Regions from separate parts of the Mus musculus genome. Here region 2 is linked to region 1. The links are chromatin contacts, found by Hi-C or POLR2A ChIA-PET in ENCODE. All regions are on one chromosome and are shown on one strand. The core of a region is the stretch at or near the end of the contact, and the rest is flanking DNA. Distances in the headings are between cores, read along the strand shown.

Evidence for each region. A loop is a pair of places that touch in the nucleus more often than their neighbours do. ChIA-PET counts read pairs that join two places held with the same protein, here RNA polymerase II (POLR2A).
Region 2: a loop to region 1 is called in a map of T-helper 17 cell, with 2.3 times the contacts of the local background. The contact joins the promoter of Abca14 here to the promoter of Zp2 in region 1. A Hi-C loop is called at or near these places in 2 of 37 maps with a recorded cell type or tissue (T-helper 17 cell and gastrocnemius). POLR2A ChIA-PET finds 5 or more read pairs at or near these places in 1 of 5 experiments (embryonic stem cell).

The regions. Positions count from the first base shown.
Region 1 is chr7:120,143,248-120,150,394 of GRCm38, reverse strand. It overlaps Zp2 (zona pellucida glycoprotein 2), which reads left to right and starts at 5,104. Exons shown (of 18, transcript NM_011775.7): 1 at 5,104-5,184; 2 at 5,275-5,363; 3 at 6,270-6,353; 4 at 6,711-6,805. The coding sequence starts at 5,135.
Region 2 is chr7:120,198,799-120,205,975 of GRCm38, reverse strand. Abca14 (ATP-binding cassette, sub-family A (ABC1), member 14) reads right to left here and starts at 2,012. Exons shown (of 31, transcript NM_026458.4): 1 at 1,917-2,012. It overlaps Crym (crystallin, mu), which reads left to right and starts at 3,987. Exons shown (of 8, transcript NM_016669.2): 1 at 3,987-4,221; 2 at 4,749-4,899; 3 at 6,666-6,728. The coding sequence starts at 4,052.

The DNA of each region.
Region 1 (7,147 bases), core at 3,855-6,354:
GACAAATGATCCGATTCAATCAAAGCAGAAGTGAAAAGAAGAAGCCAGGAGGGCAGACGTGCTCACTCTTCTGAGCGTCTCCTCCTAGTCCCAGATGGAGCATTACTTATTATTTAAAACTGAAAGAGGTCCAGGTGTTGTGGCTGCACATAGGTAAACATCTCTTGGAGGCTGAAGGAAGAGCATTGAGATTGTAAGGATATCCTGAGCTACAAAGTGATCCTGCCCAGCCTGATCTGTTCAGCAAGATCCTGTCTCAAAACAACAACAACAACCAGCACCAAAACCTATAAAATCAACACAAAACCAATCAGAGGTGGGTGGTGGCAGCACACACCTTTAATTTCATCACTTGGGAGGCAGAGGCAGATGAATCTTAGAGTTCAAGGCCAGTCTGGTCTAGAGAGCTGGTTCCAGGACAGCCAGAGCTTCATGGAGAAATTCTGTCTCTCTCAAACAAACAAACAAACAAACTTCAAAGCTGACCATAGTTGCAAATGTCCAGTGAAACCACAAGAGCTGGAAACTCTACAGTCTCCTCTTAGCAGGGGGCAGGGTATTATTCACCCTGGAAGGACTGTCTAGATCTTATGCAAGCACACAGTATGTACCCACACACAGACTCATATAGGGAGAACACACACATTATGTCTCCCCATTTCCCTTTTATAAGAGCAAACCAAAGAAGCATGCTAAGTATGTACCTCTGAAACTCTACTTTGCACATCGTCTTCCAGGGTTCTGACGAATTCACAGAATCGCCCTTACAAGCTGCAGTGACTGTCTCTCCTTCAGGCTGTGTTTAATTCATAATTTAATGACTGTACAACATATGACAGGAGATTCAATCCTTAAAGAGTTATATAGTACTATATACTATATAGTATTATATAGCATTGTTTGTATGAACTATAACAAGGACAGCATCAGCTCAGATAGGGGACCAATAAAACCCAAGGCATTCTCACATACATGGGACCAACTTCAAAATCCCTCAAGAAAAAGATTAAAAGATAAAAGATTAAAGAGAGGAAGGATCTCATGATACATAAATGGAAACTGAAGCATCCAGAGGAGAAAAAACTATGGTCATAAATAGCAATTAAAAAAAAAACATGTTAAAGCCTCATTGAAAAGAGCATGGGAACTCCACACTTGAATGAGAGCTTGCTGCCTTGTGAACTATTGAGGATCTGTAATTTTGTAAAGACTTTAGATTTTCTGACCTACAGGAGCCTGGGCTTACTCCTCACTCCCAAAGTTGGCTGCACTGAGCACCCGTGTTCCCCGTGCTCCCCGTGCAGGGTTGCAAGGCTTTTGCAGAGCAAAATCCTAGATACTGTTTCCAAAGACCAAGGCCATTCTTCAGTGGCTGCCCCAGGTGGGCATAGCATCAGTCTGGGTCAGGTGAGACAGATGGCTTTGCTCTCTGGTACACTCACCATCTCCACATCGCTTCAGGGAGGGCCCTTCCTCAGGTTCTCTATACAGACTCTCTGCTCCCAGGTGTGAGCTCTTTTAAAGCATCAATTCTTAATCTGTAGCTTGGGATTGCTTTGGGGGGGGTGGTCAAATGACCCTTTCACAGATGTTGTACGTCAGATATCCTGCATATCAAATTATTTACATTACAATTCATAACAGTAGCAAAATTACAGTTGTGGAGTAGCAACAAGAATCATTTTATATTCCTAGGCAAATGGATGGACCTGGAGGGCATCATCCTGAGTGAGGTAACCCAATCACAAAAGAACTCACACAATATGTACTCAATGATAAGTGGATATTAGCCCAGAAACTTAGAATACCCAAGATATAAAATACAATTTACAAAACACATGAAACTCAAGAAGAACGAAGACCAAAGTGTGGACACTTTGCCCCTTCTTAGAATTGGGAACAAAACACCCAGGGAAGGAGTTACAGAGACAAAGTTTGGAGCGGAGACGAAAGGATGGACCATCTAGAAACTGCCATATCCGGGGATCCATCCCATAATCAGCTTTCAAACGCTGACACCATTGCATACACTAGCAAGATTTTGTTGAAAGGACCCAGATATAGCTGTCTCTTGTGAGACTATGCTGGGGCCTAGCAAACACAGAAGTGGATGCTCACAGTCAGCTATTGGGTGGATCACCCAATGGAGGAGCTAGAGAAAGTAACCAAGGAGCTAAAGGGGTCTGCAACCCTGTAGGTGGAACAACATTATGAACTAACCAGTACCCCGGAGCTCATGTCTCTAGCTGCATATGTATCAGAAGATGGCCTAGTCGGCCATCACTGGAAAGAGAGGCCCATTGGTTATACAAACTTTATATGCCTTAGTACAGGGGAACGCCAGGGGCCAAGAAGTGGGAGTGGGAGGGTGGGGGAGTGGGTGGGGGAGCGTGTGGGGGACTTTTGGGATAGCATTGGAAATGTAAATGAAATAAATACCTAATTTAAAAAAGAATAATTTTATAGTTGGGGTCACCAGACCTTGAGGAACTGTATAAAAGGGTCGTAGCATCAGGAAGGTTGAGAACCACTGTTCTGAGGCAAAGCCTTCCCATTCTGGAGAAAAGGCACAGTCAAAACACAGGTAGCAAGGCCTGGGATGGTGAAATAAACATACTGACCTTTGACCTCTTTAACTGGTGTCTCCACTGACCTGAGTCCCAGGTGCGGGTTTCTTTAGCTACAGTTGTCTCATCACAGTCGTAGCCTTCACGGGGCCTAGTCAGCTTCACATTTGTGGGAAAGATGCCGCTTTAGAGCAAACACACCCAGAACGAGTTGCTCTTGAAATCAAGCTTCTGCTCTTAGGACCCATTCCCCAGCTCTGAGGTCCATTCCTGGTGGACTGCGCTTTGCTCCGCATCCCCTCCCCCACAGACACTAATCCACTCAGTTCATTCCCAGGCAGAGATGAACCACTGCGACTATTCCTTCCCAGGCTCACCTCCCTCCAGGTGTTTTCCTGATTTTTATAATTATAACAAGTACCTGTGGTGCTTGTTGAGATAACCGCCCAGCCTCCACCCACCAGTATCTGATTCACTGGCTGTTGCGTGGGACCCAGGAATGATAGTAATGAGAAGCCAACGGCAGTGGGACAATGTGATTATAACCTGAACTGATACTTCAGGTAGACAAGTGTAGATTACCCTTCCAGATATACCAGGAGGGAAACACATGCACCAGTCACTTCAAATACCACCCTAAGCTTGCCCGGAGTTTGCTGACCATATTCACCTGTTGCAGAACACAAGCTGAACATATTTAGGCATCTCAAAGAGCAATGAGAGATGGCAAAGAGACCCAGTTTCTGGACATCTGAATTCTCCGCTGATATTAAATTATCAAAGCTTGGGAGGGCTGTTTGGCCACAGGTTCCTGGCTTGTAAATGCCTAAGTATCCCTGTTGTTCTGTTCTTAGATCATAATACTCTTTGACCCATGGAATATACTTTTAGGAATTATAGTAAGGGTTAGCCAGACAGACGTATAAAAATATCCACCGTGTTAACCAGTATGGGAGCACCCACTTATAAACATACCATATGGAAGAAGTGGGCAGGAAGATCTCTGATCTAAAGTAGCCTGAGCTATATTGCAAGAGTCTGTGTCAAAAAATATATCATCCTATTTGATGAAACACTGGAAACCACTTAGCATCTATAGGGAAGGAACAGTTAAATAAATACTGGTTTATCTAAACAGTGACTATAGAATCCTTAAAATGAGTCATATGTGTACATGTAATACAACCATATCTGTGAGTATGTGTGACATGTGGCTACACAACCCTCACAATGACCATGCTTGATACAGGAATGTTGTCAGTGGTAAAAGGACGCTACAAAACAGTGTTTAAACTTCATCACTGGGTATGGTTTTGTTTAAATAACACAATGTTATAGAGCTTGTGACCCTTAGGGAAAGACCACAGGCTCAATCCAATTATAATCAAAGGATTTATTGATTAGCTGATAGCAGGATGACAACCTTAAAACCAAATCTCAGGCATGCTGTGAAGGAGGGGTATGGGAAGGGTTTTTGAAAGATGAAAACTTCCAGTACCTACACAAGCAAGAAAAAACTGGTCTGTTCTGCCACGTGGTCACAGTGACCCAAAGTAATCCTTAGGGTGTCTACGTAAGCAAGTTACAGAAGCCATAAAAGCAGTTAGTCACATCATAGCAAGGCGATGGTCACAGGTGTGCATTTTTGGGTGGGGATCACGACTAAGGGTTACTGGGAACTTACGTTCCAGGGGATGGAGGCAGAGACAAACAGCTAGTTGGTACAAAGTGGATGCCTAGCATAAAATGGAGTTTCTTTGGGCAACACCTGTGGTGCTGATAGGGAAAAGCCTGTGACATTTCATAGTATACGAACATTATCAATAGCAAGCTTAAAAGTAAGTGTGTCTTTTCTCTTTGGGGGGAGGCTTGTTTTCCAAAGTAGGATCTCTCAGTCTAACTGACCTTCAGCTCCCAGTCCTCCTGCCTCAGTTCTAAGTGCTGGAATTACAGAAGTAGCACTCCATGCGTCTGCACTCTTTAGTGTCTACACTTCTCTTTTATGTGTGGACACAAATCCACATGTCATTGTCTAATTCACTTTTTAGGTCCTTCTTGACCATCATGGGAGTGACTGCTAACTTCCATAACTGCCGGGAAACAAAGCATTTTGGGATCAAGGGTAGGGATTTTATGACCTTATTTGCTTACATTTATTCTTTTTTTTTTTAACCCCTCTCTCCCATGTAGCACCCACAGGAAAGCATTAGAAGTACAAACAGATGCCCTTCCTTAATGAACCCCAGCATCCTTCACTACACTGGAATTGTAGATATCTTGCTTAAAAGATCTGAATTTTCTCCCCAAATCACTAATTTACTCACCTGGAGCCAATTTTGGGGCATTCTGGTTTTACTTCTGCCCCTCAAAAGCTGCTGGCAGAACCTGGAGGCAAGTGTAAGGGAGGGCAGATGGCACTTTCTTCCCAAATCTCTCCCTCTCAGCTGGGCTGGGAGAGCCAGGTGCCCCCAATTGTGAAAGGGTGGAGTCACACCCTACCTGCGGCTATAACAGCGCGCACAGCTGCTGCACGGCCTCACCTCGGCGCTTTGGTGGTACCTTCCAACATGGCGAGGTGGCAGAGGAAAGCATCTGTAAGCTCTCCGTGCGGCAGGAGGTGAGGCATTCTGGGAATGAGGGCAGGGAATGCAGTGGCTTCTTGGCTCAAGTTCACTCTTTCTTAACGTTTTCTCTCTCTCCTATCCAGCATCTACAGGTTTCTTTCCCTCTTATTCACCCTTGTGACTTCAGTGAACTCAGTAAGCCTTCCTCAGTCCGAGAATCCTGCCTTCCCAGGTATGTCTCTTGGGCAAGAGAACCCTCTGTCCAAAGAGAAAAGTCTGCAGGTGGAATAGCTCTCCACTCTGTTCTCCCTCCCGTCTCCCCTCTGCCTCTCTCCATCATCCCTTCCAACCGGGACTTGCTGTGCATTCCAGTCGGGCCTCAACCCAATGTCTCAATCCTCCTGCCTCAGCCTCCTTAAAGCTGGTTTTTCAGGTGTGTGCCTCCATTGCCTAGCTTCACTCACTCCCTTCTTAAGTTAGCCATTAAAGAAGTTCTCCTAGTCATCTGTGGGCTTGCTGTGTTAGCTAAACAGAATTCAAAAGAACGTCTGTGCTACTTCCCAAGCCCTCACTGCCTCATGTTTTCCAGAACCTAAAATAAGTCACGCTCTGACCCTCACATGTAGGAGCAATGGTCTTCATCTATGCCTTAAGCTTAAGGCATCAGCGTCAGACCCGGCAAGAACTTGCCTTGTGAAACAAAGTGCCAGGGAGACTCTCCCCTGAGCCATTGGCTGCAGAAAGGCAGGTCATGGGCAGGATTTAGTCTTGAATTAAGATACTTCCCTGGGATTTATTCAGGATTTTCTTCTTAAAGCTCTAATTTGAAATAACAAGCTTCTGCTCTTGAGACCTGCCATCCCCACAACTGGCAGCTCCATCCCCAGGTAGTCAAGGTTTCTGAGCCTGATTTGTCAACTGGAAGCTGGAGTACTCCTTGGATCTCTGGGTGTTGAATGGGAACACCCTTAAAGCTCTGGTATCTTGTATTGCATTTTAAGCCTTACTCTGTGAGCTCCCTGAGGCTGAGTGTCCTCCCCATCCTTAACAGCCCACAGAAGATGGTGTTTGCACGCTTTCCTGTAGCAAGTGTCTCCTGTCACTCAAAAGGCCTCCAAAACCTTTCTCTGTTGTCCAGGCACTCTCATTTGTGACAAAGACGAAGTGAGAATTGAATTTTCAAGCAGATTTGACATGGAAAAATGGAATCCTTCTGTGGTGGGTATGTAGTACGTACTATGTGATCTTAATTCCAACTTGTAGAAAGTAAGGACCCCTCTAATGGGTACACAGAGTCCAACCCTTGGAGTGACTGGCATTCACCTTCCGTAGTACCATGGGGTCCCTGACTTGCTCAGTGCCAACCTGAGCGGAATACCTGCTTTTCTGGGTAATATGACTTATTTGGGATCCAGTGGGAAACTTCTGGGTGTAAGTCACAACACCTGAAGTTTGATCATGTCACTAGGTTGGGTCAAAAGTGATAGACGTGCCTTGGATGTGGATGAGAAATCCCAGCTGGGAACTTTCAGTTGGCTCTGCCCCTTGAATGCATTTCTTGGCTATCTGTCTTCTGTAGATACCCTTGGTAGTGAAATTTTGAACTGCACTTATGCTCTGGACTTGGAAAGGTTCGTCCTGAAGTTCCCTTACGAGACCTGCACTATAAAAGTGGTAAGCAAGTGTCTTGGGGGAGTGACTTAGAGAGTAGAAACATAATCGCTATGGTGATTTAGACCATGAAACAGAACAGCAGTCCTCAACCAGATTGGCTTATTTTGTTGTATTACTGGCATACCCAGAGGAAACTTTTGATCATGCCTAGAAACATTCTGGAGGTAGGATGGACTCTACTCCTGTCATCAATGTGGCTATAAGTCAAGGATATTGTCAAATAGCCTATAATGTCCCTGAAACAGGAGGTCTGAAATATCACTGTTAAAAAAGCCTAGTGCTTGAGCTATTAGCCTTGGGTTTGACTTTAAGTAAGCTACTTAACCTTGCTACTTTGCTTAT
Region 2 (7,177 bases), core at 763-3,262, 59 kb before region 1:
AAGTTCCCCACTTTAGCACCCAGAACAAATGAGAACTAAATGTTCACTGGGCTTCAACTTCCCGTGCTATACACTAACATTCTATATCAAGGACAAAATAGAAAATAGCATGTGCCGAGAGAGGAGAAAACTGGAACCTTTGCCCACTGGTGGCACATGGGGCAGAGCGTATTGGGAAGTAGACTGGCAGCTTACTTCTCACAAAGCCAAATGTCCAATGTCTGTATAATCCTTCAGTTTCACTTCTAGAAAATAGAAATATGTCCATCCCTGTCTCCCCTCCCCCACCCCAAAGTATAGGGCCAGTGAGATGGTTTAGCAGGTAAGGATGCTTCCTTAAGGTGGATGAGCTGAGTCTGATTGCTGGACTCACGTGGTGGTGGGAGAGGAGTGACTCCCACATGCTGCCTCTGACCTCCACACACGTGCACACACATTAAATAAACAAATGTAAAATAAAACATATAAAAAATGTTCGCAAAGTCATCGTAACCCCAAGGTCCATTCAACTGATTAACAATATGGGACAAGGCAATTCCCCACCACGGAGTCTCGTTTGCCCATATAAGGAATGATGTAGGTAGGGTACCTGCTACAACAGGCAGGGACCTTGAAAGCAGTATGCTAAGCAAAGCGTATATGATTCCACTCATATGAATTGTCCAGACTTCACTAATCCAGGCACACAAAAAGAGCAGCAGTTGCCAGGGGCTGTAGGGAGTAGGCAGTGGAGAGCGACTGCTTAATAAGTGCAGGGTTTATTTGGGGAGTGATGAAATGTTCTGGAACTAGTACAGACATTGAGTGTGGTAAGGGACACTCAAAAATATGGTTAATCTTATGTTGTGTGGAACTGTAATGTTTTAAGCCTGTGAGATTAATAAAGAATTACTTTCTCATTGAAGAGGAGACACAGAAGTCAAGTGATTTGCCTCAAGTCAGGTTAAGACCAGAGTTGATCCTGGGTCCCCGAATTCCTCCTTCTAGCCCCTCAACTGTAAACAGTGTCCATATCAAAATAGAGTCGTGCTAGATGGGATGGCACATGCTGTTAATCCCAGAACTACGGAGGCTGGGGACAGAGGACTGCCATGCATTTGAGGGTAACTTGGACTATATAATGAGCCCAAGGTCAGCCAGGTCTTAAAAATAATAAAGGGGCAGGGAGGGGAGGGAAGAGAAGAGAAGGGGTCATAATCAAACTAGCCAAGCCATAAGTTGGGAAGTTAAGAGGGTAACACAGGCACACAATGTCTATCATAAAACTACCCCCAGGAAAGCCTAAGGGCCCTTTTCTTCTGTTTGCTTTCTGAGGCAGGGTCTTGTAGCCTGTTTGCCCTCAAGCTCCTGCCTCAGCCTCCACAATGCATGGGTCACTTACATATGCTCCGCACACTGCCTCTTGCTACGGAAGTCAACTCCTGCAACAAATCCCTGTCAGCCCCAAGCTCAATTTCAAAACCCAGGGCGGTATACTTCCGCCCTTAGAAGTGTCCCACCTCAACCGTCTTTGAGACTGATGTGCCTTGTATCCACAGCATGCACAGCCCAGATGTCCAGATGTTAACTCTTTAGACTAGCAGTTCTCAAAGACCCTTTCCCAGAGGTCACCTAAGACCACTGGGAAACACGTATGTTTACATTATGATTCATAACAGTAGCAAAACTATAGTTGTGAAGTAGCAACAATTTTATGGTTGGGGGTCGTCACAACATGAGGAACTGTATTAAAGGGTCGCAGCATTAGGAAGGTTGAGAACCACTGCTTTAGACAGCCAGTCCTCTCTTTTAGGCTGGCAACACACATACACAATGAAATTCGTTCCTAAGTCCCTGTGGGTGGATGTGGAGGACCCACATCGGACTCCTGGGGCGTCTAAGGGCAGCTGCAGAGCAGGTCCATCCCTGACACACACCTCTCGGACTACACAACAGCCACGGCCACCATCACAGCCACGAGGGGACGCTCGTCGCCCGGGCACCGCTCCTCTCAACGCTCTAGCCAACCGCCTGGCGGCGCAGATCCGATCCGGGTGCGCGATGGGAACCAGGCGCGCGCTGGAAGGAGCCGCCTGAGTGTAGCCCCTGTGCACTCTGGAGCCTTTTCCACTCTACTGAGTTTGGCTCACTCCTTTAGAAACAGAGATTCTCGTAGTAAAGCCAGCAAGACGGTTGAAGCGATAGCAGAACTCAGAGGTCCAGATAAAAACTTTCGTACATTTCCAATCTTTTTGTGTACGTATGTGCTTAGAAGCTGTCTTAGAGTCCGTCCATCCACAGCAAAAGAGAAGCTCCGCTATTCTAACTTCTATTTAATTTTTGATATTGTTCACTGTTGTTCTCCTTTGGTTAATTTTTATCTTTTTATTTTTTATCTTTTAATTTTTGCTGTTTTAATATTTCTCTTGAGCATTGGCTTACCTACTCTGTGTGTCCAGTAAGCCTTGCTGACTCGATATTGCTGCAGCCTGGGGACTGGACTGTTTTGCTGCACTCTCACCTTTAGTGTGTTGGTATCAGTCTAGGGAGCAGCAAGTGACATGACCCACTTCTTTCTAGATCTGTAGGGGGCAGCAGAAAATTTCCCCAGGCAGAGATACTGCTTCAGGGAAGGCGGGGAAGAGACGCAGCAGCTTCCCCTACATTACTACTGAGTTTATTAATAGTAGTCTTTCTCGAAAGTCATTACTACACTTAATAATAGTTGTATTGTTTTAATAGTAATAAAAATTAAAGCTGGCTCTGGTGGTGTACACCTGTTGTCCTAGCATTTGGGAAGTCAAGGCCAAGCCTTGACTACATAGGAATTTTGAAGCCGGGGGTGGCCTAGGTGAGACCCTGTCTCAACAAAACAAAACAAAACAAAACAAAACAAAACAAAACGGGCAGCCGAGATGACTCTGCTGTTGGAGCTCTTCTAGAGGACCCTAGTTCACTTCATAGTATCCATGTAGGGTGGCTTACACCTGTAACCTCCAGTTCCAGGAGATCTGATGCCCTCTTCTGGCTTCCTTGGAAATGTGCACACATGACACACACATACACACACACACACACACACACACACACACACACACACACACACATGCCCCAAATGAAACCTAACTGCTGCGGACTCCCAGGATGACCTTGGACAAACCCTGGAGCTAACAAGAGCATCTGCATACCTCGGTGACTGTTGATGTAGTCAAACGAGATAGGCTGTTCCTGCTATGAGTATTTGCAGCCCTAGTTTTCTTTGCTCCTTCCTGACACCTTACCACTCTGGGGCAGAATAGTCTATTTTCTTTGAGTTCCCGGAAGCACTTTCTCCAATTACTGGTCAAGGTTAGGCGTCACTACTCCATCAATAGTAGAACATTAGGCATCACTGCCTAGAGTCCTGCTTTTAAATACAATATGAACTCCTTGGGGAAAACAAATACACAGACTGCATTTTGGCTCTTTACATGATGGAAGCCATTACCCTTGTCTGAGACTTCAAGGTGAAGGTTGTTTTGTTTAACCTGGGTCAACTTTACGTTTAACGCAACAGTTAAGGACTAGGGGTGGTGTGGGAAGGAGATTGGGAATAGAAGAAACTCCAGAAATAGACAAAATTAAAACTATAACAAAACCCTCCAAGCCCCTTCTCATCTGCCTTTCTCACAATACTACCCCCAGGGGATCTGGTGTGGAAGAGCAAGGTGGAACCAGAAAGTCCTCTACACACACACACACACACACACACACACACACACACACACACACACAAACACACACACACACAGCGTGCCCAGGAATGTCAGTTGGCTAATTACAGGAATGGGAACAGCTGACTCAAGAATCATCACTCCCAGCCTGCCGCCTTGATTCCAATCTTAGGGAGAAAGCCCTGGAATCCAAGGAGTTGGGGTGGGCGGCAGGGGCGCGGCCCGAGGGGCGGCAGGGGCGGCGATGCTCCGCCCCAGGAGGCCCGCCCAACACTGCTACTCAGGCAGTCCGCTCATTTAGGGCTCAGCTCCTGGAACGTGGAGTGTGTTTCAGCCCGGGTTCGAAGGCAGGCGGCGAGATGAAGCGGGCGCCAGCGTTCCTGAGCGCAGAGGAGGTGCAGGATCACCTTCGCAGCTCCAGCCTTCTCATCCCACCCCTGGAGGCCGCACTGGCCAACTTCTCCAAAGGTCCCGACGGAGGGGTCATGCAGCCAGTGCGCACCGTGGTGCCTGTAGCCAAGCACCGAGGGTGAGTGTAAGGGACCAGAAGGGGATGGGAGAAAGGGGAAAGAAAGGCGCGAAGGGACGCTGAGGAAAGCGATAGGAGAAGGGAGGAGAGGGCTTGTTGATCTCTGCTAATAACAGCTGCTACTTAAGGGGCACTAACCCACCGGGCTTCTACCAAGAAAGCGCTTTTCAGGTGCCACCTGCTGTAATTCAACTCCCTGTCCTTGGAAAGGGAGGTACCAGGGCTGTTGCTCTGCTAGTTGAAAACTGAGAGGTAGAGCGATTTGCGGAAGCTTACAGAGCCAAGAAGTGGCTGAGCTGTGTGATGGCTTTCTGGTCCAGAGCCAGACCGTGAGTCCAGCCTCAGGGAAGGGCAGAAGGGCAGAGGAATGAGCGCAAACGGAATGGCGTGCCAGCACAGCATTAATGGAGGAGGGAAGATGAACGGGACTTCATTGAACACTCAGCATTGACTGGAAGGAGTTGAAATTGCGCTCTCTCTCTCTCTCTCTCTCTCTCTCTCTCTCTCTCTCTCTCTCTCTCTCTCAGCTTCCTGGGAGTCATGCCTGCCTACAGTGCTGCTGAGGATGCGCTCACCACCAAGTTAGTCACCTTCTATGAGGGCCACAGCAACACAGCGGTCCCCTCCCATCAGGCATCGGTGCTTCTCTTTGATCCCAGCAATGGCTCCCTGCTGGCGGTGAGCAGTCTCTTCTCCTCTGGGGCAGAGAGGGTAGAGGAAGCCTCCCCTGGAATAGAGAGTGTTCCTTGGGCCCAGAATTAAGCCTAGACGCTAGTGAGAAGTAATATGATTGCAAGCGACCAGACAGGAGACATCAATGGTGATCCGTGACAGCACCTGTTTCTAGGGCCGCTTGTGCCTATAGCGGTGGCGAGTGTGTGGCTGTAGAAGTAACGATCCTGTTGTTCATGCTTATGGTCTTGTAACACGCTCAGATACACCAAGTGCGCAGCTTGAACTAAAGCAGTAGCTGAAGGGACTTTTATTCATTGAAGCCCTCCCTGTATGGAGGAAAAGACACAGTAACCTGTGGGTGTCTTCCTGACATCTATCTTTATCATCTAGCAAGGTATAACAGGAGCAGTAACTCACATTTACCGAGCAATTGGGGAGATGTGGAACTCTAAGCACATTACCTGTACAATTAAAACTACCCAGGAGCAACATGATATTGTTACCCCACTTCAGGGATGCAACAGCTGTGCTCAACTGAACCCCCTAATAAGAAGCAAGGCTGGACTAAGTTCTACTGCTTTATCTGTTTGCTTGCTTGCTTTGTGTCCCAGGACACACACACACACACACACACACACACACACATATGAAATCCTCCTGCCTCAGCCTGTCAAGTGCTGAATATGAACTGGGCATTTCCTGTTAAGTTTTGTTGAGATTTCTGAGGCTTAGGTGAGACCCTCGGTTTGAGGTCACACAGCCGGGAAGTGAGATCGCTCCTAGGTCCACTTGATTGACCGTGGTGTTGATACTCTTACCTCCTAGAGTCCTTCAAGCTGGCTCTCAGGCTCCCACCCTCTTTCCCCCTTTCCCTCTCCTCTGGATGTCTGAATTCCCTAAGAAATCCAGCTGTCCATTACCCCACTAGAGATGAGGGTCTAGCTCTTCTTACCCTGTGCTCATCCACAGCAGTAACAGCTATGCTGCCTACAACCATTAGTCCTAGACTGGATACACCGTTGGCTTAGACTGAAGAGGTTTGACGCCCAGCCTTGCTTCTTGAGCATCGGCCTTTCATACTAGATGGTGGGGCTCTGGGACTTTGCCGAGTGCTCTGTTGCTACAGGACTCAGCTTCTCCCCTGTAAAATTAGAATTATGATAACACTCGCCTTTTGAGTCCCAGCCGAGATGAGTAAAGGGCTTGACAAATGCTCAATCCTCCCTGGACATCAGAACCTCCTAGGAGCCTTGGAAGCCAAGGATAATTTAATTCCTACCTAGGGATTCCATTTTCTTGGTTTTCCTTGTGCCCATATAAGTTCGAAGACCACTGAACGACAAACCCCAAGCCAGAGAGTCAGCCTGAGTCATTCTCAAGTTGGCATCTGGGGACAATGTCTTTCCAAAGCTCTTGAGATGGGAAGTGATGTTCATATCCCTAAAGCTCACCTCAGCTTGGAGATCTGAGAGTCCCAGGGCATGAAAACAAAATAGGTGATGTTTGAGTGCTTACTGTATACAGTGGCTTCCCTTATGTAGCTGTATTTAATGCTCTCAGTACCCTCTGCACTGTTGGCATCATCTTCATTTTTACAGGTTGAAGAATCCAGGGCACAGCTACTAGTGCTCAAAGCTAGGTAGCTTGTGAGTGAGGAATTAGATCTGAGTGTGACCCTAAGCCCCGAATTTACTGTAGTGTCTATAGACCTGCCTTTCTGAGCTCCAGTCCTGGAGGGCGCCTTCCTTACTCTCTTTCCTTCTTCCAAGGTCATGGATGGAAATGTCATAACTGCAAAGAGAACAGCAGCGGTGTCTGCCATTGCCACAAAGGTAAGACCGGAGGAGACTGGAGGAGTATGGAACTTATCTTGGTCTGCCTTTGCCCAGAGCTGGAACTCCACATACCAAAAATGAATTACTAAATGAGCACAGTAATTCACAAAATTACTGAATATGTGCCACATAATTCCAAGTATCTCATATGTACAATTCCCAATCATCCTGCCTCAAAAATAAATAAATAAATAAAAAAGAGTGAAAAGTGTTAGAGAGGACACCAGATATCAACATCTGACCTGCATACATACACACATGTGTACATGAACATCTACACAAATACACAATAATTAAACATAGATTGTGGTTTGACTTTTTAAAAAAATTAAATAGCTCCTTAATGTATTATATACTAAGTATTAATAAGTGTTATTGCACATTATTTTATAAATTTTATTAATTAGTAAATAATTTGTAGTATGTTTACAGTTTGCTGAAAAAAA